3 separate regions of the Homo sapiens genome follow, and regions 2 and 3 are each linked to region 1. Evidence: read pairs that join two places in POLR2A ChIA-PET (ENCODE). Cell type or tissue: Caco-2. All regions are shown on one strand. Region 1 has its middle 15 kb from the start of JMJD1C. Region 2 overlaps REEP3 (receptor accessory protein 3). Region 3 overlaps JMJD1C (jumonji domain containing 1C).

Evidence for each region. ChIA-PET counts read pairs that join two places held together with the same protein. Peaks named below come from ENCODE experiments on the same cell type or tissue, not always from the same donor. Only the 100,000 strongest peaks of a DNase experiment are listed, where the experiment ranks them.
Region 2: POLR2A ChIA-PET joins it to region 1 with 6 read pairs; 3 of 35 experiments call an interaction of 5 or more read pairs at or near these places.
Region 3: POLR2A ChIA-PET joins it to region 1 with 5 read pairs; 3 of 35 experiments call an interaction of 5 or more read pairs at or near these places.

What each region holds. Positions count from the first base shown.
Region 1 is chr10:63,476,712-63,484,711 of GRCh38, reverse strand. It overlaps a transcript of JMJD1C not described here. Among named protein-coding and RNA genes, the nearest start is that of JMJD1C, 15 kb to the right of the region's middle. In Caco-2, no CTCF peak of the experiment used is centred here; a DNase peak (open chromatin) is centred at 4,276.
Region 2 is chr10:63,575,841-63,583,840 of GRCh38, reverse strand. The region is part of intron 2 of REEP3 (receptor accessory protein 3); the gene reads right to left. Among named protein-coding and RNA genes, the nearest start is that of REEP3, 58 kb to the right of the region's middle. In Caco-2, no CTCF peak of the experiment used is centred here; no DNase peak of the experiment used is centred here.
Region 3 is chr10:63,243,839-63,251,838 of GRCh38, reverse strand. All of the region lies in intron 3 of JMJD1C (jumonji domain containing 1C), which reads left to right. Among named protein-coding and RNA genes, the nearest start is that of NRBF2, 110 kb to the right of the region's middle. In Caco-2, no CTCF peak of the experiment used is centred here; no DNase peak of the experiment used is centred here.

The DNA.
Region 1 (8,000 bases):
CATGGATAGTGCCAATTTTTTTTAAGTTAAGAGACAGTAAAACATCTATTCTTGCCTTTTTTTTTAAGTTAAGAGACAGTAAAAGTAGGGTTGTCACTGCTTTTATTGGTTTGATCATCAAGATCTTATGTTTTCAACTCCATTTTTTTAACAAAATCTCAAGTTCAGCTACAAATTATCCTATCACAAAGGCCACTATTGAAGTTCAAATAAGTGCTGTGCTTGCTCTGAAGTGGGAGGGTATAAATAGCGTGAAAAGGGATATATTTGGAAAAGTTACATACACTAGAAGTTACATACTGAAAATTATTCAATGAGGAAAGCAGTATGATCTCAAAAAATACGAAGTCCATTATGAGTTTTTGAAATGGTGGTTCTTAGGATCATTCTGGTGTTGTGAATTTTTTTATTTTTATCTGTCTGTCTTATCTATCTATCTTATCTATCTATCTATCTATCTATCTATCTATCTATCCATCCATCCATCCATCCATCCATCCATCCATCCATCCATCCATCCATCCCAAGGTGCTGGGATTACAGGAGTGAGCCACCATGCCCAGCTAGTGAATATAAACACTGCCTTTGGAAGCTTGCAATCCAGTCCTGGTTCTGTCACTTCCTATCACTGTGAAGTCATGTTCATAACTTAGGCATGTTATTCTTTCTTAGCTTCAGTTTCCTCACCTGAAAAAGTAGAGATAATATGTATTCAGATTATTGTTAGGACTAAATGATATAATTCATGCTAAATGCTTATTAGAGGCTTAGTAGTTATGACATGCTGAGAAGTATTAGTGCATTTACTGAAGTACTGTGCTAGTGATTGGCAACATAATGTGTCTGGTTTAAGATATTAAAATTTTTAATCCTAATGAAGAAAGGACAAATTAAAAATGAATCACAGTTAAAATGTATACATACATTATTGAGAAATGAATTACATTATTTTGGGTTCTGCAGAGAATCAGGTAAGTATAAAATAGATGCCAGCAGCAATATCATTTGCAAGTATAATCAAGATACTAAAATGCATTTGGGGAAGATAATCCATCTTTTTGTGAAGTTTTCAAAAAATGGCAAAAGGGGGAGGGATGGGAGAAAGTTGGTTGTTATTATAATGCTACTTTGTTATAAACAAAAATTTTCTCACAAAGTAGAGCAATTGTCATTTGACAATGTCTGGAGACACATTTGGTTGTCACATGGAGGGTGAGAGTTGGGGAGGTAGGTACTGCTGAAATCTAATGCGCAGAGGCAGGGGTGCTGCTCAGCTTCCTAAAATGCACAGAGGATAGCCTCCCCCTCCAAAACTTATGTTTCCTAAAATGTTACTAGTGCGAAGGCTAAGACTTTCTGATCTAGACTTATGCAACCGCTCACTTGGAAACTAATGTTATGGTATGTTTTGTGGTAAATACTTTGTAGAAATGTCTGGATTGTTTTAATCTATCATACTTTATCTGTAACTGACAATGGTGTTTTATCCTCTTGAAATTCTATTGGTTTTCATGGAGGAACTAAAATTAGTAAATTTCTCAGATAATTACTTGTTTTCATGATGAATAATGAACAATCCAGTTGACCAATTTTAAAGACTATTTTGATTGACATATAGTTACTTTACATTAGATTTTATAGTTATAATTTGAGATGAGTTCCTTTATGATGATAATTATTTAGACTAGAGTTATTTGGAGATTTTTCAAAATGGTCATGATTGATTAGATTAACCATACATAGTAATTACAGATTTAATTTTTCAAAAATTAGGAAGCATTTCATTGATTTCTTAAAAAAGCAAACGGGCTGTTACTGACCTTTCTTAGCAATAGTTAATTGAGTGCTTCCTTTGCTCAACTATGTTCTATGCATATATTATGTGTTCATTATGTGATCCCCACGCACAGCAGCTTCTTTATATAGGAATTATTCCCATTTCATAGATAAGAAAGCACAGAGAGATCAAGTGATTTGCATGGTAACACAGCTAGTAAATGGTGGAGCTAGGATTAGAAGTCAGGCAATGTAGCTCAAGTTTGGGGTCTCTCTCTCTCTCTTTTTTTTCTTTTTTTTGAGATGAAGTCTTGCTCTATCACCCAGGCTGGAGTGCAGTGGCGCGATGTCAGCTCACTGCTACCTTGGCCTCCTGAGTTCAAGCGATTCTCCTGCCTCAGCCTCCTGAGTAGCTAGGACTACAGGTGTATGCCACTGTGTCCAGCTAAGTTTTGTATTTTTAGTACAGACTAGGTTTCGCCATGTTGTCCAGGCTGGTCTTGAACTCCTGACTTCAGGTGATCCGCCTGCCTCAGCTTCCCAAAGTGCTGGGATTACAGGTGTCAGCCACCATGCCTGGCTCATTTGCTGTCTTAACCACAATATTATTAAAATATTATACTGACATTTAACCAAGAATGTTTAAGTACTTTCTGATTATTTACTTGTCTCTAGAACACATCAGTGAATAGTTAAGTCCTTAATGTCTTGGTAAGTTCTTGGAAACGTCTACTTAAAAAGTGAAACAATGTATAATGAAACCAATTTTTTTTTCCTCATCAATGTCGTAAGGAAATGAGGTTGATTGAAACAACTTTGGAGAACCTTCTGTACTCCTTTCATTTAGTTGCGGTTTCCAAGAACCTATCCACAACATTAAGTGGGGACTTACTATATAGCCAAAAATAAAATGAAAGGCATATAATTTTGAAATGTACTTGTAGCTTTGGAATGTACTGTACAGTGAGTTCGTCATACATCTAGATGAGGATGTAAAAGAACAAAAACTTGGAATTTCCCTCCCTCTCCATGCAGCTTTGAAGAGTCTTTAATCCAAGGGAAACCTACAGTTCTTTCTCTGCCGTAGGTTCTCTTCTCCTCTCTTCCACTTCCTCCAGCTCCTGTTTGTCTCTTCCTCCCTGTGTGTCTTACTACCTTGTTTTGGGGGTTTGTTTTCTCTCCTGATTTTTACCTCTTTCAGTCCTCAAAATGGTCTGAATAAACTGGAGATTAATTTATTTTTGAAAGAAGTGTTTGTATCTACTAAGTGAGGTTATGGAAGAGATCCAAAAATGTTCTGGGTGGCAGGAGAAGACATTTAAAATACACAGTTAATAAGCCACATTTAGATAATCTATAATTGACTGTAGTTTATTCAGAAATGTCTTTTGTTAAATAAAGCTTCTAAGTGAAGTCTCAAAGCCACAGAATTAAGAAAGGCTGTTTGTTTAGTCAATGTGATTACTGCTCATATTTTTAAAAGGAAAAAAAAGCAAAAAAAAAAATCAGTTTTTCATAAAAGGAAATGTGTCCACTATTTTAAAGATATAAATATTCTGTCTAGTAGATATGGTATCTGCAATAAATGTGTTTGTACATATTGTCATATTCTGTTAATATCACCGTAATTTCCAAGTGAACTTTAAAAAACTATAAGGGATCAATTATTTTTCAAATCTGAAAATTTTATCTAAAGTTTAAAAACTATTTCATTCTACAGCTATTTATCAGCTAAAGAAGAGAACTTCATTTATTAGCAGTACCTATAATACAAGGAAATCCTATTTAGTTCCTGAAGAAAAATACTTATAGTTTCTCAGCAGGTAGAAGTTGAATTTAGTAAAAACATTTGAGGATTCAGTCTATGATATGATTAGCCTAATTTTATAATGTCAACACATGAGTGGCATTTGTAAAATTTACAAATAATGATACTTAGTTCTGATGAGTCTATAATGTGGTTATGTTAAACATAATTTCTCTTACATATAAATATGAATTATATGGTAGGCGATGAAAATGCTTACCATTTCTTCTCCAGAAAGTTAATATCCTGTGATATAGAATGAAAGTAAGGAAAGGACTGTTGTTGGTAGTCACAAAAAGGAACTTTTTCTTCCTTTGTAGTTATAGCCAGAGTCCTGGGCTTTCTCATTTGCCATTTCCATTTTTTTTTTAACTGAGTGATATAACAGCAATGTAGCAAAAATAAGTTTGCATCCACAGTGCTTTCTGTCAGAAATGGTGCCTCTATCTATAGGCATTCAAACTGGCTGTGATGAATAATAGTTTTTTTTTTTTTTTTACAATAGTACTTTTAAATTGTCAATAACATCCACTGAAGGAAGCTTTAAATGCGTTGGTCCTGTAACCATTGTGCTCACAGCTTTCATTGCTGCCATTCTAGGGTGCCAGTCCCTGGAGTTGTGTTGGCTTTATAAAACTATAGTTTAGGCCAGGTGTGGTGTGTCATTCTTATGATCCCAGTGCTTTGCGAGGCCAGTGTGGGAGGATCACCTGAGCCAAGGAGTTCGAAGTACAGTGAGCTATGATTGTACCACTGCACTCAAGCCTGGGTAGCAAAATGAGACTGCCTCAAAAAAAAAAAAAAATCAAACTATAGTTTAGGCTGTTTCTGGAGGATTCATTAGTGCTCCCATCGAATGTATTTAGGAGACCCGCACAGGGTTGCAAAAGATGGGCTTTGTAGGTCATTTGCATCTTGGTGAAATGGGACCCTTTCCAACAGGATCAAAACCTTTTATATTGGCCACAGAACATTGTTGTCTCATTTGACAAACTCTGGACTACAACTAACTATATAGTGTAATTCTTTAAAGATTTAAAAAAATTGTCAAAGTAATAGATATTCATTCTTTTTTGTAATGGTATTCTAGAGTACCATATTTAGAAAATCAGAAAACTGGAACAAATTAAAAAATATATATTTGGCAAATCTATCACCCAAAGAAATCCACTGATAATATTTAGTCTTCTCAAAAATCTCTTCCCTGTTTTTGGTTACTGGGATCATTATTGTCTGAATCTTTCAAAGTAGAAATCTGGGTCTCATATGTCATTAAATTTAAGAAGTTCTGCTATTTCTGTGTCACTCTCAGTGGGACAACAAGACATTATGTGTGTCCTAATGTAATGGATTAGGAAAGTACATGTATCACCTATGGACTATTATGGACTATTTTTGCCAAAAAATTGAAACTGAATCATGTCTCTAGATCTAGATCTTACTACCACTTTACAGGAAATATGGGGAATAGAATAGTAAATTAATACCATGAGGGAACAGTTAGCTGAATTTAGGATATGGGAAATTCTCCAGGACAAATGACTTAAATGAGATTAAATGAGATTTAAAGAGACTTATCAATCAGATGCAATGTGTGGTTCTTGTTTTGTTTCTGGTTTACACAAACTAATGGCAAAAATTTCATTTTTGAGGTAATTGAGGACATTTGAGTATGGACTACTTATTAGATGATACTGAAGAATTATTGCTTATTTTGTAAAATGTGATAATGGTATTGTAGGGTTACTTTAAAGAAAAGTCTTTAATGGATAATGATACTTTCTTTACTATTCCTGGGTGAGATGATACGACATCTGGGATTTGCTTTAAAACATTCCAGCCAAAAAAAAAAAAAAAGAGAAGAAATAAGATTGGCAATTTGTTGGTATTGTTGCATGAAGGGTATGTGGGTATTCATTCTTCTTTTTCTCTCTCTCATTAAGTTTGAAAATTTTTGAAACAAAAAGCTGAAAAAATTATATAATACGTAAAAAGTGTATAGCATAAAATGTTCTAACAGCCTACATAGAAAGAAAATTGGGTCAGTGATATAATTCAGTGTCTATATGATAAAAACAAAACACCTGCTAGGGAATAGAACAATTCTTGCTTATATTAAGACCAAAAAGTTTTCTTTATTAGTGGTTTTTGTTCATTTGTTTTTGAGACAGGGTCTCATTCTGTTGGAGGTTGGAGTGCAGTGGCAGGATCCATAGCTCGCTGTAACCTTGAACACTTGGGCTCAAGTGATCCTCCAGCCTCAGCTTCACAACTAGCTAGGACTGTAGGTATGCACCATGTGGTTATCAGCTTGACCTCTGGGGGGTCTGGAGACTAAGGTCAGCCATGCAAATAGCCCCAGTAAAAACCCTAAATACTAAGCCTCAGGTGAGCTTCCCGGTTGCCAGTATTTCCTGCATGTTGTGCATATGTTGTTGCTGGGAGAAATAAGCCCTGCCTGCATGACTACACCGGGAGAGGACAACTGGAAGCTTGTGCTTGCTGTCTCCTATGCCCCTCTTCCCTTTGCTGATTTTAATGTTGTCATTTTAGTGTAATTAACAGTAAGCAAAAGTATAATGTTTCTTTTGAGTTTTATGAGTCTCTCTAGTGAGTTCTGAGGGTGGTTTTGAGGATTCGCCAAACGCAGAGCTTCATCCATATCTATATTGTTGCATGTATAATATTTCATTTATTGTTGAGTAGCACTCCATAGTTTGCCTGTTTCCCATTTGAGGGACATTTTTGGTTGTTTGCAGTGTTTGGCAATTACAAATAAAGCGGCTATGTACATTTGGGTGTAGAGGTAGGTTTTTTTATGAACATAGGTTTTTATTTCACTTGGGTAAATACCTAAAAGTGGGATTGCTGGGTCATATGAAAAGTATATGTTTAACTTTATTAGAAACTCTTTTGCAAAGTGGCAGTCACTTCCAGTCAGCACTGTATGAGAGTTCTGATTGTTCCTCATCTTCCTTTACTGGGTCATATGAAAAGTATACGTTTAACTTTATTAGAAACTCTTTTGCAAAGTGGCAATCACTTCCAGTCAGCACTGTATGAGAGTTCTGATTGTTCCTTATCTTCCTTTACACTTGGTATCTCATTGTGGTTTTAATTTGCATTTCCCTGATAATTAATGATGTTGAGTGTCTTTTCTTGTGCTTATTTGCCACTTGCATATCTTATTTGGTGATGTATTTGTTGAAATATTTTGCCCAATTTTTAAAAATTTGTTTTTTTTATTATTGAGTTTTGAAAGTTCTTTAAATATTCTAGATATTAATCCTCTATCAGATATGCATTTTGCCAATATTTTACCTCACCCTGTGACCTTTGGAGAGCAGAAGTTTTTAATTTTAACTATGTTTAATTTTTAGTTTTATGAATCTTGCTTTTGGTGTTGCAGGTGAGAAATTTTTGCCTATCCCAGTGTCACAAAATGTTTCCTCCTGTTTTCTTCTGAAAGTTTTTTAGCTTTATATTTTACGTTGAGATCTATGCTCCATTTTAAGTTAGTTTCAGTATATGCTGCAAAGTATGGGTCAAGGTTCGTTGTTTTTTTTTTTTTTTTTGACATATGGATGACAAATTGTTCCGGCACCATTTGTTGAAGAGATCATCCTTTCTCTGTTGAATTGCATTTTTACCTTTATTGAAAAATCAATTGACCATATAAGTATGGGTCTATTTCTGGACTCTCTTATTTTGTTCTGTTCATCTATGTATATCTATCTTTTTGCCAACATTATGGTGAGTTGATTACTGCAGCTATATAGTAAGACTTAATATAAGATAGCATATTTTATATAAAGAGTCTTCCAATTTTTTCATTCTGAAATTGTTTTGGCTGTTCCAGTTTCTTCATCTTAACTTATTTGGGTTTAGAATCAACTTGTCGGTGTCAAAAAAAAAATTAATACCATCATTTTGATTGGGATTGCTTTAAATTTGCAGATCAATTTGGAGAGAATTAGAATCTTATTGAGTCTTATTAGAATATTATTAATACTGATGCATGGACATGGTATATCTCTCCACTTATTTAGATCTTCAGTCTATATCTTTTTGAGAGAGGTCTACAGTTTGTGTCTCTTAGCAATTTCTGTTTCATGTAAATTGATGAATTTTTTGTATAAAGTTTTTTATACTTTCTCTTTTATCCTTCTAATATTTGTAGAATCTGTAGTGATGTCACCCCTCTCATTCCTTTTAGTTTGCATATTTTCCCCTCTTCCTTGTCTAGAGATTTCTTTCTGCAGCTTTGATCTGCTGGCCTCAAGTGGTCCTCTTGCCTCACCCTCCCAAAGTGCTGGGATTACAGGTGTGAGCCACCATGCCTGGTCTTTTAAAAAATGTTTTTAATTTAATTTTAAAATTTTGTTTGTCTACTTATTTTAGAAACAAGGTTTTGCTC
Region 2 (8,000 bases), 99 kb before region 1:
CATACTTCACTTTTTATATTATTTAAAGTTCTATTGATTTATTTGGGATAATAAGCATTTGTAAGAGACACAGTTCCCTTTTAACAGGACCACACAGAATTTCTCGGGATTTTAGCATGGGAAAAAAGACTATTCAAATATAGACTGGACTACACAGCCATCCTACTGGTTATCTTAGTTCCCATACCAAACTGTCATCCTACTTCCTTCTTTCTCTTGGTCTTGGTCCCACTTCTTAGGCACCTAGGCCTTATCTAACTTCACACAGTCGACTCCATCTGGCTCCTTCCACAAAGGACATTAACCGAGCCACCAAAAGAGATGCTTCATTCTCTAGGTGTCTGGCAAGGCTATGGCTGACTTAGTAAATGAAAAATTCCATTCTTTAGGGAACATAACAGCCCCTATATACTACTGTTGCTTTATAGTAGGTTTGACAGCATACTTTAAACATACAGTAAGTATTTAAATGTCAAGAACTGGCCCTTATAATAGTAGGACCACATGGTCTTCCTGAGAAAGCAAAGACTGATAGAAAAAAAACTCCGGGGGCCAGGCACCGTGGCTGACGCCTGTAGTCCCAGCACTTTGGGAGGCTGAGGTGGGCGGATCATGAGGTCAGGTGATCAACACCATCCTGGCTAACACAGTGAAACTCCGTCTCTACTAAAAATACAAAAAATTAGCTGGGTGTGGTGGTGGGCGCCTGTAGTCCCAGCTACTTGGGAGGCAGAGGCTGAGGCAGGAGAATGGCGTGAACCCGGGAGGCGGAGGTTGCAGTGAGCTGAGATCGTGCCACTGCACTCCAGCCTGGGTGGCAGAGCGAGACTCCATCTCAAAACAAAAAAGAAAAAAAACTCCAGGAAGACAAAATCTCCATCATGACCGAGAACAAACCTGTGTTATCAAATTACTTCTCTTCAAAGGCATGTGCAATCAACCACACAGAGAGAAAGTTCACATTTAGGTGAGTGGGAGATAGTGGGAGGGCAGCAAGTAACGGAGCACAGAATACAGGATACATGGGTAAAGAGGGGCTGCCTGAGTGCCACAGTGGAGGCCTAAGGAAACAGGTACACAGAGGCTGCAGAAAGCTATGAAAGAAGGGTGGGTGATTATAAAGGGACACTTCACTGACGGAGACATTTGGTCTAGAGCCAGCCACAAAAAATGGAAACTAGGAGGAAGTCCTACTCAATAGCCTTACTCCCCTAATTGTATCTTATAGTTAATTTTACTAAAATATTATTTTTCTATAATATATTCCAAGTTGTTAATCAATCAATTTACATAAGATGTTTCTAAAATCAACTATTCGTTTACATCAACATATATGTTTTTAAAAGCACACAGTGTAGTAAAGGTGTAGTGAAGGGTTGCCTGAGTGCCACAATAAAATAATATACTGCTTAATCAGTGGTTTTCAACTTGGCTGTGGATAGGAATCATGTGGTGATTACAAACAGTTATATAGATTCTGAGGCCTCATTATCACAAGGTGCAGAGAGAGGGCAGACAGATGTTTAAAAGTCAAGCTCCTCCAGTGGTTTTGATATGTAACCAGAGTTGAGGACATGCACAGAATCTTTGTGATGTGAACTGTGGTCTACAGACTAGCTGCACTGGCATCACCTGGAAGCCTGTTGGAAATGCAGAATCTGAAGCTCAGGCCAGAACTATTAAATCAGAATCTGCATTTTAGCAGAATCCCAGGGGACTGGCATGATCATTAAATTTTGAGAAGCACTGCAGTGAGAGGCTGTGCTGTGCATGTTCTGACAATATCAACTAGAGGAAGGTGGTGCCATTTCCGAAGAGAATGTAAGAGCCTTGGGTTTAGAGAAAAGACAAACTTGGTATTGTGAGATAATCTGTTCAGTGTAAACATTTAAAATGTACCCTTAGTTTCATAATACTGTTTGGGCACATCATCATTTAAAAGAAAAATACCAAAAAGCTAAAAAAAAAAAAAAGGAGCTGAACCTTTAGCATACTTCTCAGAGGCACTGTTCATAGCTAACAATTGAGCAGATAAAAGAATTTTTAAAAATACAATTTAAAAACTCTCTTCTAATAGCAAGAGTTTTTTTTTTTTTTAAATACAGGGTCTTGCTCTGTCACCCAGGCTAGAATGCAGTGGCACAATCATAGCTCACTGCAGCATGGAACTCTTGGGCTCAAGCGATCTTCCTCCCTCAGCCTCCTGAGTAGCTGGGACTATAGGCACATGCCACCACGCCCAGCTAATTTTTCCTTATTTTCTGTAGAGACAGAGTCTTGCTATGTTGCCCAGGTTAGTCTCAAACTCCTGGGCTCAAGCAATCCTCCTACCTCAGCCTCCCAAAGTGCTGGGATTACAGGCGTGAGTTGCCACACGTAGCCAAGAGACAAAATTTAAGGTAAATATTTGTATAATACATTTCAATGCATTTTAATTTTTTTATAGTTTTTCAAAAAAACTTTATCATTTTACATTTCCATTACATTTTGGGTGCTTTTAAAGTTATGACGTTTTGGAGAGTGATTTTATTTTATGTATTTAGCTACAATCTTCAGGAATAGCTCTAGCTTTTATATTTTTAGGAGGACCTTTCACGGTGTGATGGCAATCTGGTTGACAATCTGATTATTACAGCTGTAGTTGGTAAAGCACTATATTTTTAAAATTACATAATGGAAAGATGATGTACATGTCTGGGTATTCCAAAGACAGATCCCAGTATTGTGTGAAAGGGGAAATGTCATTGCATAAATAATATAATCTTTAGCTGAAAAGGAAAAAATAGGTCTATCTGATATTATTAGAAAATACTCTTTTTAATTTGTTTAGAGGCAGGGTCTCACTCTGTCCCCCAGGCTGGAGTGCAGTTGCATAATCCCAGCTCACTGCAGCCTCAGCCTCCTGGGCTCAGGTGATTCTCTTGTTTTAGTCTCCCAAGCAGCTGGCACTGTAGGCACATGTCTCTATGCCCGGCTATTTTTATTTTTTTTGTAGAGGTAGGGTCTTGCTATGTTACCCAGGCTGGTCTGCTGGGCTCAAATGATCCTCCTGCCTTGGCCTCCCAAAGTGCTGGGATTACGGGCATGAGCCATTGTGCCTGGCCCATTTTTTAATAAAAATTATAGGTAGTTTAATATTTTCTATGTCACTTAAATTTAGTACTGCTTGCTTAAACTCTTTTCTTGTTTTTCATTTTTTTCAGTCCTTTTCTATCTTACCCTATACCTTAGTTATTTCAAGTGTTTATCTTATTAAACTTATTCAAAGAAACTCCTAGATACACTAATTTACCTGATTTTGTTTTTATTTTTTGCTCTTATATTGCTTTATTCATGCTACATTTCTTACAGATTCTTTTGATTTTTCTTCCTTCCTTTTCAAAATAGTCTTTTAAAGCTATTATAGCTGGATGCAGTGGCTCACACCTGTAATTCCAGCACTCTGAGAAGCTGAAGTGGGAAGGTCACTTGAATCTAGGAGTTTGAGACCAGCCTAGGCAACATAGTGAGACCCCCGTCTCTAGAAAAAATTCAAAAATTAGATGGGCGTGGTGGCACACATCTGGAGTCCCAGCTACTGAGGAGGCTGAAGTTGGAGGATAGCTGAAGCCCAGGAGGTTGAGGCTGTGGTGAGTTTGACCACACCACTGCACTCCAGCCTGGGCGACAGAGCAATACCACCCCCCCACCTCAAAACAACAACAACAACAACAACAACGAAAACCAGCTATTATAGTCAAGAATATAAATTATGATATATATTACTATCATTTCAATTTTTTATAATTAGTTTATTACTACATTGTTGATTTCTCTTATAGTCAATGATTATTTCTCCTGTGTGGAAATTACTGGTATTTTCTTCAAAGTAGTGAGGCTATGTTTTCTGAAAAAGGGAAGGCAAACACTGGCTGCCTCTGAATTCAGGTCTCCCTGCAGTGAGGGTGGTAGCAGTTGAGTTTTCTGGTTATTGTAGCTTTTATGGTTTTAAACTATTCCATCACTAGGGATTAGGGTGGGGGTGGCTAGGCCTCCCTCCAACTTACTTCTTAGCAACATTTCCTTTAATGGAAACAACTGTTTCAGTCCCATTTAAAATGGTTTAAAAAATCCATTTCCATTGGCACTACAGTTGGTAACATTCTTCCTAGATTTTAGCAAAAGCCTGATTGCTTAGCCTCTTAGGTTTAAGTATTACTGTGAGAATTTCTTTTTCTATGTGTATGTTTTCCAAAGCATTTTCATTGGAAGCTAAAAGAGGACAGGCAGCTGTGAGTTGGCTAGCTACATCCTAGTGTGAACACTGTGGAAATGCTTTCAATTTACTTCAGAAGGGTCAAGAGTTCCTTGAATTCACATTCTAAAATTTTGGATGAAACTCTGTTAGGCATTTAATTTAAATCCCCCTATTATATAATCTTATTCAAATTTAATACTTACTTTCCTAAAGTTAGATCTGTTGTAATAATCCCCAGGTGATCAGAAATTGTTTTTAGAAAACACAATGAAGGGCCCGGTGTGGTGGCTCAGGACTGTAATCCCAGTACTTTGGGAGGTTGAAGTGGGGAGATCACTTGAGGTGAGGAGTTTGAGATCAGCCTGGCTAACATGGTGAAACCCCATCTCTACTAAGAATACAAAATTATCTGGGCGTGGTGGTGGGTGACCGTAAACCTAGCTACTCGGGAGGCTGAGGCAGGAGAACTGCTTGAACCAGGGAGACAGAGGTTGCAGTGAGCTGAGATGCGCCATTGCACTCTAGCCTGGGTGACAGAGAGAGACTCCATCTCCCCCCCCCCAAAAAAAAACACATAGTGAAGAATATAAAACACTTGATGATTATAACAGTACCAGTTACTTTACCAGTGAAGTGATATGCTGTATATATTACATATAAAATAGTAAACATGACATATGAAAAATTAGGTTTATAAAGAAATAATAACCTAATTTAAGTAAGCACACATGAATTCAGTGTATGTCAGCTACAATTAAATGTTAAAGTTATTTTCAAGCATTGAAAAAACGACAGTATGTATTACTTTATTTTTATTTTTATGTTTCGAGACAGGGTCTTGCTCTCTTGCCCATGGTGGAGTGCAGTGGCATGATCTTGGCTCACTGAAGCCTTGAACTGCTATGCTTGAGCGATCCTCCCACATCAACCTCTCAAGTGGCTGGGACTACAGGCGTGTACCATCACACCTGGATAATTTTTGTATTTTTTTGGTAGAGACGGGGTTTTACCAAGTTGCCCTGGCTGGTCTCAAACTCCTGGACTCAAGCGATTGATCCATCCACCTCGGCCTCCCAAAGTGCTGAGATATAGGTGTGAGCTACCATGCCCGGCCATATATTACTTTAAATCTATTTCCTAAGTGAACACATTTAAAAACCAATGTTAAGGGTATAATAAGTCTTACTTAATATTATAGAGTAAATCGGGTGGGCGCTGTGGCCCACGCCTGTAATCCCAGCACTTTGGGAGGCTGAGGCAGGCGGATCACGAGGTCAGGAGTTTGAGACCAGCCTGGCCAACATGGTGAAACCCCGTCTCTACTAAAAATACAAAAATTAGCTGGGTGTGGTGGCAGGTGCCTGTAATCCCAGCTACTCGGGAGGCTGAGGCAAGAGAATCGCTTGAACCTGCGAGGTGGAGGTTGCACTGAGCTGAGATCACACCATTGCACTCTAGCCTGGGTGACAGAGCAAGACTCCGACTTTAAATAAATAAATACATACATAAATACATACATACATACATACCACAGAGTAACTCAACTGCAAGTATCCCACTCACAAAGTCAATTTGGAAATTTGGGTAAAGATGGTAAACTGAATATACATATTCAGTTCCACTCCCTCTACAAATATTAAAACAACAGTAAAGTGATTTTTAAAGACAGCATAAGCTCAGAAGAATATAGAAGAGAACATAAGAATTTTGGAACCAGGAAGGAAATGGATGAGTAGTAACTGAGTTAGGAGACCTGAGAAAACTGAACAGCAAGCTGGCAGGGGGAAAAACTGAGAAGCAACTTAACTCTACACTGCAGAGCTCGCCAAAAGAAATGGTGGCAAAATTCCTGGTCAAAAGGGTTACAGAGGCTGGGTGCAGTGGTTCATGCCTAACAATCCTGGCAATTTCTGAGGCCCAGGTGGATGGATAGCTTGGACCCGGGAGCTCAAGAACAGCTTTTTTTTCCTACTTAAAAGGAAAAAAAAGAAAAAAAGAAAAAAGAAAAGAAAAATAGCCAGATGTGGTGCCATGTGCCTGTAGTCGCAGCTACTGGGGAGGCCAAGGAGGGAGGATCGCATGAACCCAGGAGGTGGAGCTTGCAGTGAGCTATGATGGCACCACTGCACTCCATCCTGGGCAACACAGCAAGACCCTGTCTAACAAAACAAAAAGGACAGGGGTGCTAAAGTTAGGAAGGATGGCTGTACATCTGCTTAAGGAGGAGAGAGACTCCAAGATACCTTCTCATTCCAGAAGCCTGTCAATGTCCCTCCTTCCCCAGGGAAACCCTTATGTTTATTCTCTGGAAAGGGGTGAATCAGAGGGTTTCTGGATTTGCAAATCTCCAGCACAACTGAGAGTGGGGCTAATAGGGATCGAGTAAAAGTTTATAAACTGAATGTTGAGCGCCCCCAAGCCTTATTCTCCTAGTAGGATGCTGGTAAACAAGTACCTTTCAGAATGGAAGAGTCTTCTCTGAAGAATCTGACTGGCACAAGAGAAAATACCTAAAGATATAGACATTGATAACTTTCCAAGAAATGGTTGTTATGGGTTGAATGGTGTTCCCAAAACAGATGTGTTAAGATCTGCTCTAGACTGAATTAGGTTTTCCCAAAATTCACAGGTTGAAGTTCTAACTTCAAATGTGTCTATATTTGGAGTTAGGGCCTTTATGGTGGTAATTAAGGTTAAATGAGGTCACAGGGTGAAGCCCTACTATAGGGCTGGTGTCTTTATATGAAAAGGAAAAAGAGGAATATTTCTCTCCATGTGCACACATCAGAAAGACCATGTGATGACATATGGGAGGGTGGCTGCCTTACAAGCCAGGAAAAGAGCCCTCACAGGAAACCAACCCTGGCAGCAACTTGATTTTGGACTTCCAGTCTCCAGAACTGTGAAAAAATAATTCCTGTTGTTCAAGTCAATCAGTCCATGGTTTTTGTTATGGCAACACAAGCTGACTAACACACAGTCCTAAACCCCAATCCCTCAGAACGTGACCTTATTTGGAAACAGGGTCATTGAAGATGTAGTTAAATGAAGTTATGTGACTGGTGTCTTTTTAAGATGAAGAGGCAAAATAGACACACAGAGACATGAGGGGCGAGTCCTATGTGACAATGGAGGTAGAGTGTGGAGGTAGACTGAAGTGCTGGCAACAATCAGCAGCTAGGAATTCACAAGGAATGATTCTCCTCAACAGGTTTCTGAGGGAGTGTGGCCCAGTCAACATCTTGATTATGAAATTAAGGACTTCAAGCCTCCAGAAATTGTGAGACAATACATTTCTGTTGTTTTAATCCACACTGCTTGTGGTACGTCCTTATGGCAGCCACAGGAAAATATTCTATAGTCTAGTCAGATCACTCTACAGTGAAGATCACGTTCAATAAGCCCTTTCATGGGCACAGAGCTCCAGGCAGCTTTTCATTATTATCCTAAAAAATGAGCAGAGAACCCGAGATCATCCAACATTTGAGGAAATTATACATGAAAAACAGAAGCTGAAACAAATGTAAAACAGAATTCAAACGAAAGACTATGTAGAAAGAAGAAAATGTCCGGCCAGGCACAGTGGCTCACACCTGTAATCCCAGCACTTTGGGAGGCCAAGGCAGGCGGATCACCTGAGGTCGGTAGTTCAAGACCAGCCTGACCAACATGGAGAAACCCTTTCTCTACTAAAAATACAAAATTAGCTGGGCCTGGTGGCACATGCCTGTAATCCCAGCTACTCAGGAGGCTGAGACAGGAG
Region 3 (8,000 bases), 230 kb after region 1:
GGTTTTACCATGTTGGCCAGGCTGGTCTTGAACTCCTGACCTTGTGATCCGCCCACCTCAGCCACCCAAGTGGAAGCCTTTAAAATAATCTTGCCAAGTTGACGAAGAAGTGGGCAACAGACAGCAAAGTATTTATGTGGCATACCAGGTGCTTTCAGCATCCTAAATATGAGAAAGTATAGTATCTGTCTTTCCTTTCTGAATGGTTATAATAGTTCTGCTTCCTCCTGAGTCTTTAGATACTATGGTGTTTTCTCCTGGCTGTCCACAATCTCCTTTCAGTCCAGTCTAATTCCAGATCAAATTCTTCTAATATCTTCTTCAGATTGCTTCACTCAAGTATTCTTAGCTGTCTAGACCTAGTTATTTAATAAAAGTTGTTAATTATAAATGAGGAATCTTTCACATTTGCACTTAAATAGGAATACTAATATATTCCAATGTATCTGTCAGTTGTGTAAAGTAATAAGGTATTTTTAAAATAAATGCAATGCATTTATTTTAGTAAAAAATCACAATAACAACAAAAATACCCAGTGCTTTTTCAGATGTTCTTTGCCTGAGAGTCCAGTACAATATATGGAACTAATTCCCAATTGACAGCCCTTTTCCCATTTGCCATTTATGGAATAGCCATTTTTGTAAATGTTGAATTCTGTATAACAAGGATGAATCAACAACACGATATATGAGATCTCTTTGTATATGTAAAGTCTTCAAGCCAAAAGGCCCAAAACATCCAGTATGTGGACTTGAAAAACGCAATACCTAGGCTAGTTGTGGTGGCTCATGCCTAGGCTGGTTATGGTGGCTTATGCTTGTAATCCTAGTGCTTTGGGAGGCTGAGACAGGAGGATCACTTGAGGCTAGGAGTTTGATATTAGCCTGGGCAACATAACGAGACCCTGTCTCTAAAAATAAAAATAAAAATTTAGCCACATGTGGTGCCATGCACCTGTAGTCCCAGCTACTTGGGAGGCTGAGGTGGGAGGATTGCTTGAGCCCAGGAGATCGAGGCTGCAGTGAGCTATGATTGTGCCACTGCACTCAAGCCAGGGTAACGGAGTGAGATACTCTCCCTTAAAAACAAAAATAAAAGCAAAAATACCATACCTAACCCACCTCCAAAGGATGAGTTTCTAACTGTTTCTCTCATCGCACATCCATATCGTTTTTCAAGGTCATTAAGTTCCATCACATATTAACAGTTCCTTCCAGTGTTTAACAAAACCTAGTGTTAAGAATTTTTCTTAATATTTATTGCATATATATCAGTCAGGAAATTTTACATCAGTTGGTAGCATCTGCTTGGCATGTTAGTGTTGGGAAGCATTGTGAGGCTCTACCCTGGCTAAGTAAGAGTGTGCAGTTAATTAGTGATACCCACTACCAGCACTATAAATGAGCGTTGAACTGCTGATTTGTTTTTATTAGTCTTGATCACTTCCAAGGTATCTTTTCCTCATCTTGTCTTGTCTATAAATATACGTACTTATCTGTATTTATATTTAAAAATTCTTTTGGCTTGGTGCAGTGGCTTAAGCCTATAATCCTACCACTTTAAGAGCCAAAGCAGGAGGATCACTTGAGGCCAAGAGTTCAAGACTAGCCTGGGCAACATAGCAAGACCCTGTTTCTACAAAAAAATAAAATCAGCCAGGCATGGCTAATTTTGGTGTGTGGCTGTAGTCTCAGCTACCTGGAAAACTGAGGCAGGAGGATCACTTGTGCCCCAGGAGTTGAAGGGGCTGTAGTGAGCTATGATTATGCGATTGCACACCAGCCTAGGTAACAGAGGGAAACCCTGTCTCTTAAAAAAAAAGAAAAATTATCAATACATAATAGATGTACATGTATTGGGGGGTACATGTGATAATTTAATACATTTATATAATTTCTAAAGATCAAATCATTGTAATTGGGATGTCCAACACCTTAAATATTTGTCTTGTCTTTTTCTTTTTTCTTTTTTTTTTTTTAAGATGGAGTCTCACTCTGTAGCCCAGGCTAGAATGCAGTGGTGCAATCTTGGCCCAGTGCGAACTCTGCCTCCCGGATTAAAGCGATTCTCCTGCCTCAGCCTCCCGAGTAGTTGGGACTACAGGCGCACGCCACCACGCCTGGCTAATTTTTGTATTTTTTAGTAGAGACGGGGTTTCACCTTATTGGACAGGCTGGTCTGGAACTCCTGACCTTGTGATCTGCCTGCCTTGGCCTCCCAAAGTGCTGGGATTACAGGCATGATCCACTGTGCCCGGCCCAATATTTATCTTTTCTTTATGCCATAAACAAATTATTCTCTTCCACCTATTTGGAAATACACAATAGATTGTTGTGCTGTATAGTCACCCTACTGATCTATAAACCATAGGTCTTATTTATTCTGTTGAATTGTATATTTATATCCATTAATCAAACTCTTTTCATCCTCCCTCCCCCAACCCTAACAGGTCTCTGGTAACCACCAATCTACTGTCTATCTTTAAGCATCTGCTTTTTGTTGTTGTTGTTTTGTTTTTTCTTGAGACGGAGTCTCACTGTGTCACCCAGGCTGAAGTGCAATGGTGCAACCTCACCTGACTGCAACCTCTGCCTCCCAGGTTCAAACGATTCTCCTGCCTCAGCCTTCTGAGTAGCTGGGATTACAGGCGCTTACCACCATGTCCAGCTAATTTTTGTATTTTTAGTAGAGACAGGGTTTTATCATGCTGGTCAGTCTGGTCTTGAACTCCTGACCTCAGGTGATCCACCCGCCTTGGCCTCCCAAAGTGCTGGGATTACAGGCGTGAGCCACCACTCCTGGCCAAGCATCCACTTGTTAACCTCCCACATATCAGTGACAACATGTGATCATTTGTCTTCCTGTCCTTCGCTTATTTCATTTAACGTAATAACCTCCACTTCCATCCATGTTGTGGCACATAACAAGTTTTCATTCTTTTTATGGCCAGGACAATATTCATTATGTACGTATACCACATTTCCTATATCATTCGTCCATTGATGAGCACTTAGGTGGAGTCCATATTTTGGCTATTGTGTATAGTGCTGCAGTAAACATAGAAATGCAGCTATCTCTTTGATATATTGATTTTATTTCTTTTGGATGTATATCCAGTAGTGGAACTGCTGGATCATAGTTATATTTTTAGTTTTCTGAGAAGTTTCCATGTTGTTTTTCACAATAACGCTACTAATTTACATTTCCACCAACAGCGTACAGGTTCCCCTTTTCCCACATATTCAACAGTGTCCATCATTATTCCCTGTCATTTATTTATTTATTTATTTATTTATTTATTTATTTATCTATCTATTGAGATGAGGTCTCATTCTGTTGCCCAGGCTGGAGTACAGTGGCACAATCTGAGCTCACTGCAACCTCTGCCTCCCGGATTCAAGTGATTCTCCTGCCTCGGCTTCCGGGGTAGCTGGGTTTACAGGCACCTGCCACCACGCCCAGCTAATTTTTGTATTTTTAGTAGAGACAGGGTTTCACCATGTTGGTTGCTTTTTCTTTGGGGTTTGAAAAACTTCCCTGTGTTAGCAACTTGACCACCATGTTGGTCAGGCTGGTCTCGATCTCCTGACCTTGTGATCCACCTGCCTCGGCCTCCCAAAGTGCTGGGATTACAGGTGTGAAACACCGTGCCTGGCCTTCTGCTAAATTTTTTAATAAAAATGTTTAATTGTGGTAAAATATACTGCTTCAGCGTCCTGAGTGGCTGGGATACAGGCGCCCGCCACCACACCCAGCTAATTTCTGTATTTTTAGTAGAGACAGGGTTTCACCATGTTGGCCAGGCTGGTCTCAGACTCCTGACCTTAAGTGATCCACTACCTCGGCTTCCCACAGTGCTAGGATTACAGTCATGAGCCACTGTACCAGGCCTATAGTTTCCTTTTTTTGTTGTGTCTGGGTAATACTGGCCTCAAGGAATGAGTTTGGAAGTATTCCCTCCTCTTCTTTGTTTGTTTTGTTTTGTTTTGTTTTGTTTTATGCATTTGAGTATGATTCATATAGAATTCAGTAGTAAAGTCATTAGATCCTGGACTTTTCTTTGGAAAAGAAATGGGAAAAGATGCAAGGTTTTTGTTTCTTTTTTTTTTTTTTTTTTTGGCTCTGTCACCCAGGCTGGTGTGCGGTGGCTCAGTCTTGGCTCACTGCAGTCTTCGCCTCTCTGGCCCAAGCAATTCTCCTGCCTCAACCTCCAAGTAGCTGGGACTACAGGCATGCACAACCATACATTTTGTATGTTTTGTAGAGGCAGGGTTTCACCATGTTGGCCAGGCTGGTCTTGAACTCCTGGGCTCAAGTGATCCACCTTCTTTGTCCTTTCAAAGTGTTGGGATTACAGGTTTGAGCCACCATGCCTGGCTGGGAGATTTTTAATTAAGGCTTTGATTCCATTATTTGTTACTGGTTTGTTGAGGTTTTCTTTTCTTTCCTGGTTCAATTTTGGTAGGTTGTGTGTCCATGAATTTATCCATTTTTCTGGGTTTTTCAATTTGTTAGCTTGTATAGTTGTTGATAGTAGTCTCTAATGAGTCTTTGTATTTCTGAGGTCTCAGCTATATCTTTTTTTTCCATTTCTAATTTATTTGGGTCTTCTCCTTTTTTTCCTCAGTCTAGCTAAATATTTATTGATTTTATCTATCTTTTCAAAATCCAGCTTTTCATTTTTTTAAAATTTTCTTCTGTTTTTTGTTTTTTTGTTTTTGTTTTTGTTTTTTTTGTCTCAGTTTATTTCCGTTCTCACTTTTATTATGTCCCTCTTACTACTAATTTTGGATTTAGTTTGTTCTTTTGTAGTTCCTTGGAGTGCATTGTTGCGTTGTATATTTGAAGTCTACTTTTTAAATATAGATGTTTATTGCTGTAAACTTTCCTCTTAGTATCGCTTTTGCCAAATCCCGTAGATTTTGTGTTTGGTTTTCATTTTTTTCAAGAAATTAAAAAAAATTTAATTAAGTTTCTTTATTGACCTATTCGTTGTTCAGGAGCATGTTGTTTAATTTCCATGTATTTGTGTGTTTTCAGAGGTTTCCCTTGCTACTGATTTCTAGGTTTATTCTGTTGTGGTCAGAAAAGACAGTTTGCCGTATGATTTTCGCTTTTTTGAATTTGTTGAGGCTTGTTTCATGGCATTGTATTGTCTGTGTATTTGATTTTACCAGTAGCTTTTATATTTTTAAATATTTTCTTTTTTGTACATTATTTGTTTTTCTTTCTGATTGAAGAACTTATATCTTACATTCCTGTAAGATGAGTCTGGTGGTGATAAATTCTCTCAGGTTTTGTTTCTTAGGAAAAAAAAATTCTCTCTCCATTTTATTTGAAGTATAGCTTTGCTAGAGACAGTATTCTTGCATGTCAGTGTTTTTGTTTTGTTTTGTTTTTTATTTTTATTTTCATCACTTTGAAAATGTTGTCGCCCTCCCTTCTTACCTGTATGATTTCCATTGAGAAGTCTGTTGGGAGCCAAATTGAATCTCTATGTTTTTACTTTTCTCATGCTTCTTTTAGGATCCTCTCTTCGTTTTTGACCTTTTGAGAGTCTGATTATTATATATGCCTTGGGGTAGTCTTATTTGGGTCACATCTGTTTGGTATGTCTGACCTTCCTTTACCTGGATTTTATCTCCTTCTCAAGTTTTGAAAAGTTTTCTGTTATTATTGCTTTCCACTTTCTGCTGTTTCTCCACTTCCTCTTAAATACCAATAATTCTTAGATTTGGTCTTTTTAGGTAATTTTGTATATGTCTTTTAGGTTATCTTCATTTCTTTTCATTGTTGTTTTTTTCTTCTCTGACAGGATTCTTAAATAGCCTATCTTTGAGCTCACTGATTCTTTCCTCTCTTCATTCTGTTGTTGAAAGTCTCTGATATGTTTGCATGTGTCCCCACCCAAATCTCATCTTGAATTGTAACTCCCACAGTTCCCACATGTCCTGGGAGGGTCCCAGTGGGAGGTGATTGAATCACTGGAGTGTGTCTGTTCTTGTGATAGTGAATAAGTCTCACGAGATCTGATGGCTTTAAAGAGAGGAGTTCCCGGCCGGGCTGGTGGCTCACGCCTGTAATCCCAGCACTTTGGGAGGCCAAGGCAGGAGGATCACCTGAGGTCAAGAGTTCGAGACCAGCCTGGCCAACATGGTGAAACCTCCTCTCTACTAAAAATACAAAAATTAGCCAGGCGTGGTGGCAGGTGCCTGTAATCCCAGCTACTTGGGAGGCTGAGGCAGGAGAATTGCTTGAACCTGGGAGGCAGAGATTGCAGTGAGCTGAGATCCCGCCACTGCAGTCCAGCCTGGGGGACAAGAGCAAGACTTCATCTCAAAAAAAAAAAAAAAAAAAAAGAGTTCCCCTGCAGAAGCTCCCTCTCTTTGCCTGCTGCTATCCATGTGAAACATGACTTGCTCCTCCTTGCCTTCTGCCATAATTGTGAGGCCTCCCTAGCCATGTGGAACTGTAAGTCTATTAAATCTTTTTCTTTTGTAAATTGCCCAGTCTGGGGTATATCTTTATCAGCCGTGTGAAAACAGACTAATAATACAGCCTCTAATGAAATATTTGGCTCAGAAAATATGTTTCTCAATTCTAAGGTTTTTATTTGGTTTTAAAAAATTGTTATTTCAATCTCTTTGTTAAATTTCTCTCATAATTTTTTTTAATCTCTCTTTTTTTTTTTTTTTTTTTTTTTTGAGACAGAGTCTCACTCTGTTGCCCAGGCTGGAGTGCAGTGGCACGATCTCTGCTCACTGCAAGCTCCACCTCTTGGGTTCAGGTTCTCATGCCTCAGCCTCCCGAATAGCTAGGATTACAGGCACCTGCCACCATGCCCAGCTACTTTTTGTATTTTTAGTAGAAGTGGGGTTTCACCATGTTGGTCAGGCTGGTCTCGAACTCCTGACCACAAGTGATCCGGCTGCCTTGGCCTCCCAAAGTGCTGGGATTACAGGCGTGAGCCACCGCACCCAGCCTTAATTTCTTTTAATTGTTCTCCCCCCTCCCCCCCCCTTTTTTTTTAAGAGAAGGAGTGTTGCTCTGTCACCCAGGGTGATGTGGAATGCAGTGGCGTGATTGTAGCTCACTGCAGCCTCAGTCTCTTGAGGACGATAGGTGCGCACCACCACCCCGGCTGATTTTGATAAATTTATGAATTGCTTTTCTGTGTTATCTTGGAGATCACTCTGTTTTCTTAAAACAGCTGTTTTGAATTTTTCATTTAAGAGTTCACACAGTGCCACCTTGTTAGGGTCAATCACTGTTTTCTTGCTTTATTTGGGTATGTCATGATTCCCTGTTTGCTGTTGTTTCTTTTGGATGTATGTCTATGTCTTTGCATTGAAGGATTGGTTATTCTAGACTTCTCTGACTGGCGTGTTTTGGCTTTAATTAGATATTTTTGCTTAGACTTTTTAAATAATTTACCTTTCTTGTTTTCCCCAGTAGTTTGCTGCCTCCTTTTCGGCACTAAATGACATCTTAAGCCCAGATTTGCCTTGGTTCTAGTAAACAGTCAGGAGTGCCAGGAGTCCCAAATTGCAGTGGTCCCAAAGTGGAGAATATCCTGGTAGTGCGAAGACTAGCTAGGGGTTTGTGCCTCGGGTACCTGTGGAACTAATCTCCACAGCATGGTGCTGCTGAACTGCCACTCTGATATGGCATCTCCTTTGTCTAATTTATGGAGCAGAGTTTCCAGGACTGGGGATGGTAGTCCTTCTCTGCTTCCTTTGTTTCTGGCTGTCCTCAGGGATATTTCTCCCTTTGGGTGTTCCTGATGCTTCCTGTCAGTTGAGGCAGGGATAGATCTCCTGCCAGAAAACCCCAGGTGGTAGGGAAGCTGGTTGTCCACCTTGATCTTACTTTTTCCAGTGTTGTAGAAACCATAAGTTGGTGGGAAAGTGTGGTCCTGGGCAGATTGCTGGGAGGGGCACTGCAGATAGAAAGTGAGATTCTCTCTCAAAATAAATAAATAGAAAGTCCAATTCTCTTA